Regions from separate parts of the Mus musculus genome. Here region 2 is linked to region 1. A link is a loop called in an ENCODE intact Hi-C map of the cell type or tissue named here. Cell type or tissue: left cerebral cortex. All regions are shown on one strand. Each heading gives the region's core, and the rest is flanking DNA. Links, peaks and the distances in the headings are about the cores only. Region 1 has its middle 2.6 kb from the start of Tas2r118. Region 2 has its middle 12 kb from the start of Cadps2.

Region 1 (2,932 bases), core at 204-2,703:
GTTTTGATTTTTCTCATGATCACACCAACTCTGCTTAGCTTTTGCCACCACTGTAATAGTAAACATGGGGTGTTCTATATATTACAGTCAAAATCATTCTCACATTGTTGATTGCCTCACAAATTCATATAAATCCCCCTTCCTGTCAGGAATTTATTGTCTGCTCACTTAATGCTCACCATATATTAAGCCATTAATTCCCCCTTCCTACCTTGAGTTTAAGAAGGAAAATGTCTTACCATTGCCCACAACCTATTCTGCTGCTTCTAGACTTTTATGCAGTGATTTATACACACACACACACACACACACACACATACAAACAACCTTGCTCTCTCCAAATACTGGCCCTTTGTTCCTTTATAAGTCTAGTAGAAAGTTAACTCTTCTTTATTTCATTGACCAAGACATTGTATTCTTCCCCAGAATATCATTTACCCACTCTGGTCTCATCCATGATATCCCTAAATATCAATGATTTCAGTGGGCAAAAACTGACAACAGTCATTGCCTGGATACTTGATTTAATTGTGCTGTGACTTAGAGCAAACATTCTGTAACATTTGCTATTTTAATTTGTAACTACTTCGTTCAATTTGTTTATTTATTGCCCTATATAACACAAGAGAATCAAGAATCCATCTTAACAACGCAGGAGTGATGTCAACCTACATTTTCTGTACCTTATTGTTCTGCGCTTATAACAATCCAAAATTTTGCCAAGTTGGGTAAGACTATAGGAACCACAGAAAAATCCATTTTGAAATCACCCATTAGACATCATTGTTCAATATGCATTGCTTTAAACTTCCCCTAACAAGTTTCAGATCTTTGCCTTTAGGCAAAGGGGTCTGGTCTTACCTCTCCATTACATATTTTCTCTTCATCTCTTTCTTTTGACTGATTCTCTAACAACCAAATATCTCATTAATAGCTAACTCTGGATACTTATTTCTTAATCTATCCCAGACACTTTCAATGTATTTCTGCTAAACACAGTCATATCTCTTTCTGTGTTCTAGTGACAAGGTAGGGAACACAATTTTCCAACTTTTATACATGGTGGACATAGTTGATGAACCGAACTTCTGGCTCTTCTTTCAGAAGACTGATTCTACTCCTGAAAGCAAACCATCCAATGAAGACATGGTTATGGGTAACTCATGGCTGGTTGTGAAAGCAAATTTTGGTGCCTAGAAAGAAATGGATATTCTTTTTCTCTTGAGTGTGTCACTCTGACATATTTTCCATGTTGAGTCCATATTTGATGCTGAGAGCATGAATGTAAGTAAAGCCTAAAAGATCACTTCCAAAACTTCCATTCAGTTTTTCTCAGCAGTATCCCTGATACTGCATAGGAAAGAAAGAAAAAAAAAACATGCTGCCCTACTTGAAGAAGGATGTGTTCCATGCAGTGTGGATATCTCCCAGGCTACACTGGCTCAGCTACAGCTAAAGGTGGGATGGAAAACTGGTATATTTGGTAATGCTGAGCAGAGTCTCACCTGAAGGGATGCTGAGCAAAATAAATCTTAACCATGTGGCCAAGGTCTCCAAGGAGTGGTTTGTAAGCTTGTTAGGAGTTAGGTTGTAAGAGTTTGGGATCCTTTCAGAGTGGGTTGAGCAAGAGCCAGGGAAGCTTGGATTATACCTTTGTTATTTGTATCTATATACAGAAGGGTCTTTGCATGTTCCAAAATCTCAGATAGCTAGAAGGAAGGACTGTTCTCTTTACAAGTATATAAATAGAGAATGAGCAAAAAGAACCCCCTCGCCCCCACCACCACACACAGAGATACTATTCCAGAAACTAGGGAGTATTTTTAGTGTTCTCACTATTTTCCTTTTTTAAAAAAGTGCAATGGAAAACTTATCCATGACATGCATGAGGTTGGAGTGTTAAGAACAGCTGAAGGATGAGGAAGTCTGAAAAAAAAATAGAAACAGAAACGATGCTTGTCCTATATATCTGTGACACCCACAAGTTCCCAAGGAAATCTTCCATCCATTATCTCATTTCAAAGGACAAGTCAAGATCACCCAAGCAACCCAGCTGGAAAACAGAAGTAAGAATGTTAAATCCATACTGATGACTATTTCTCACTCTAAAACCAATGAAAATGGATAGCAAACAAAGGGGTGTTTTCTTAAGGGACCAAAGGGTTTTAATCTAGAAAAAAAAAGATAAAAAGGGAGATGCTAACAGAAAAGCAATAGAGAGAATGTGACCAAGAACAAAGCAAATCTTCCGTTAGCTTGGCACTAAGAGGCTCATGTGTTTCTGTTGTTCAGTTTTCACAACTTTATTGTATCTTTGGCTCACTCTGCTTTCGCAGTGAGTGTGTTGTGCTTACTGGAATTGAGAAAGGTATGTTTCTAAGTGTTGGGCACAAACGTTTAGAAACCCATTGGCAGCAGCAGTGGAATAAGGAAAAAACCCCGTGAGCATTGCAGACTGGCACCTGCAAGTATCATTCACTTTGTACACATCAAATTATTAGTAGCTTGAAAGTAAATATTTGCCCTTTATGCAGTGCCCCCTGGTCTTGGTGAGTGACTTAGATACAGTGGGGGCAGGCAGCAATGGTGAATTCCTAATAACACTTATCATAGAGTCTATTCGTAGTTAGACTCACCCAGATTTTATTTGCTAGATAAAAATCTTTCTCCTTTACCCACACTCCTACTAAGTAGGGTGAAGTAGGGTGCATAGGTTCATTTGCATCATTTGACTCCTCCTGGTAGTCAAGAGAGTCCATCACTAGTCTCTGATACACCTGCCAATTCGTAACTCCCAATAATCTACAATGTAAACCTCAGTGTTTGCATGAGGTTTACTTATCTCCTCACTATTTCCTGAATGTCAATACCCATGCACAGGATATTTGCATAAGCGGCCTCCAGGCCTGGGAATCACTCTCCTCACTTTTGC
Region 2 (2,932 bases), core at 148-2,647, 120 kb after region 1:
CATTACTTTGTACAAGAGATCTAATGATGGTGTTCCCCAAAAGGAAGAAATATCCAAAGAGAAAAATGAGAAAATAAATGGAAGTCAGACTCATGTAGTTAAATATGCCTCACAACAGTTCATGCCTGATTTGAAATTTGCATATACTTATTGATGGAATTTGGCTCATACTTTGGATATGTCTCTGTGGCTGAGATTTCCATGTATTTATTGATGGAACTTGGCTTGTCTTTGGCTATGTCTCTGTGGCTGTCATGTGTGTCATGACCCCTAACTCTTCCTTTTATGAACAAGCTTCCCCTTGTCACTTCTTGACAAAAGCTTTTTATTCCTTTTAAATAAAAGTATTTATCTCAAAAATATAGAAATAGTAGCCATTTGCAATATTCATTTTTTTAAAAAATTTATTTATTTATTATATGTAAGTACACTGTAGCTGTCTTCAGACACCCCAGAAGAGGGTGTCAGATCTCCTTAAGGATGGTTGTGAGCCACCATGTGGTTGCTGGGATTTGAACTCAGGACCTTTGGAAGAGCAGTTGGTGGTGCTCTTAACCACTGAGCCATCTCTCCAGCCCCATTTGCAATATTCTATTTATGAAATCTATTTCAGTAATTAAATGGGAAGTTAAACATTACTTGTGAAGGCATCACCCTTTATTGGACCATAAAATTAGCATACTTAACTTATACTCCCATCACTGAGGAAATGATTTTTACTAGATATTGCAATTTATTGGGTTAATACTTAATAGAAATTTTAACATTTGAAAGAAATCATTTGCATACAATGTCATTTCTAATTCTCAATCAGACTGGGTATTTCAAAGGGCTTCTAGAGACTACTATTGACCTTGGTAGAAATTGGTACTGTCTATAATTCAACCACTCCTCTTGGTTAATATGGTATATTCAAAGTGACTGCAGTTCAGAAAATGCTGGTAGAAATGAGAATTTTGATTATTTTTTAATGTGTTGTTGGCAGCTAAATCTAGAACAAAGGTTCTTTAGTAATTATATGATATGTGTGAAATAGCTTTTAAAATTCTGAATTGTCCTTACATTGTCAGCTAGACAGCCTAAGACTCTTATTAAGGGGGGGGGGAGTGTAATCTGGACTTTTAACCTTATTTGTGATAGATATATTTCCTTATTCAAGAACCCGACCAGATTAAATTAAAGATACAGCACCATCTTATGGATATTCCTGTATTTGTAAAATTTGTAAATCCAAAATTCATTTTATGTTTGGGAGCAGAAAGGGTTTCGTGCTGGCAGAGCTGTTGTGCTAGGCACCTCTCAGTGCAGTGAGATCAGGTGCTCAGTGGGTAATGCATGCCCACGGGCTTGTGCACATACACACATGCTTGTGCACATACACACATGCCACTCTGCCGCTCTGGTATGCAAAGGCATACATCGAAATTTAGCACTATTTTCCTTTTAAAAATTAAGCCCTATACCAACACCAGAAATAAACAACTATTATCACTATACAAATTGGTAAATTTATGCAATCATTGGCACAGACTCCTGCCAGCCTCAACAAGACACTGAGACATTACTGGCTGTCACCTTTCTAGCATGCTGTAAATATAGAGGATAGATGAAGAGTAGAAATGTTTTCACAGTCATGAACCAGGGTCTCTAAAGAGTGCTAGAAATTTATGTGAGCATAGAAGTATTCAATGGCCTACCAAAACTGTGTAGCCACTAATAAAGTCTCCCTATGCTTATCTAACATTTAACTGCCTTCATAAATGATTTATACCTGTCAGTACTGTTCAGGTTTTAAACACAGACATTTAACGATAAGCCTTTCCTAATAATCTTTCTTATTATGTTAATGTAAATCACATAGCTGGTTTAAAGAGGTTATAGGGGAAAATGGTGACTAAAACTTCCTAGTAAATTATGAAGGAATAGCTACTTATATATGGCTTATTTATCATTAATCTTTAGTTTACTCTAGTTACCAAATATGAACCTGAGGCATGCTTACAACTCTCATTAAAAACAAGTACCCAGATAGAGTGATTCTTAGCTTTGGGGTGTCTTGTATTCCATGATACGAATTTTGAATCTTTCCTTAGAAAAGCCCATGGGTATAATTCAGCTTCGATGCAATGTAAGGAATTTTCAGATTTCCTAAAGCTACCTAGAGTGTGGTTTTAAATGGTACCTTTTGACATTTATTAATTTATTTGTTCATACTTCTGAGGGGTGAAAAAGCATGAACAATCCTCTTGTGATGCAAGACTGTCGCTTTGATACATATTGGGTCTTCTCTCCTCCATCTTACGCTTCTTCCTCTCAATCACACACATTCTTCTCCCCAGAAGCACATCACAGCCATGCAGAGCCTTACACATGAACTCCCATATACACATACACTCTCCTATTAGCATCCCCCTACACACAAATAAATCATGTATAAGACACATTAATGGATTTTAGAAGTTTATTTTATATAGACTATTTTATGTCACTTATCTAAAAGTGAGATGTGAAACTGTGATGTTGAGTACAAAGGAACAATGTAAAAAAATTGTCTTAATAGCACAGACTCAAAAACCTCATTAGAACTCATTTTGTATATATGTAGACTCTTTGTTCTAAATATCTAATTTCTGGTTCAAATATAAATGTGTCCGTTCCTGTCTCAGTTTCTTTTCCTCCTGCTGTAATACAGTCTGACCAAGGCAGCTGAAGGAAGAAAGGGTTTTCTTTAGCTCACGGTTTCACTCATGGCCCATCAGATTGTGGAAATCTCTGCAGTAGAATTTTGAAGGAGTTGGTATCACTGAGTCTGCAGTTAGAAGAGAGAGATGAATGGATCTATGCTAGTGCTTAACTCGGTTTTACACAGGAACTCCTGAGTAGGAAGTGGTGCTGCCCACAGTAGGCTGGTCTTCCCACCTTAATTAATATA

Evidence for each region. Peaks named below come from ENCODE experiments on the same cell type or tissue, not always from the same donor. Only the 100,000 strongest peaks of a DNase experiment are listed, where the experiment ranks them.
Region 2: a loop joins it to region 1, with 2.7 times the contacts of the local background. A loop is called at or near these places in 2 of 42 quality-filtered maps.

The regions. Positions count from the first base shown.
Region 1 is chr6:23,966,039-23,968,970 of GRCm38, reverse strand. No RefSeq gene overlaps it. Among named protein-coding and RNA genes, the nearest start is that of Tas2r118, 2.6 kb to the left of the region's middle. In left cerebral cortex, for the core only: no CTCF peak of the experiment used is centred there; a DNase peak (open chromatin) is centred at 1,739; H3K27ac peaks cover 1,230 bases.
Region 2 is chr6:23,849,540-23,852,471 of GRCm38, reverse strand. No RefSeq gene overlaps it. Among named protein-coding and RNA genes, the nearest start is that of Cadps2, 12 kb to the right of the region's middle. In left cerebral cortex, for the core only: a CTCF peak has its summit at 1,188; no DNase peak of the experiment used is centred there.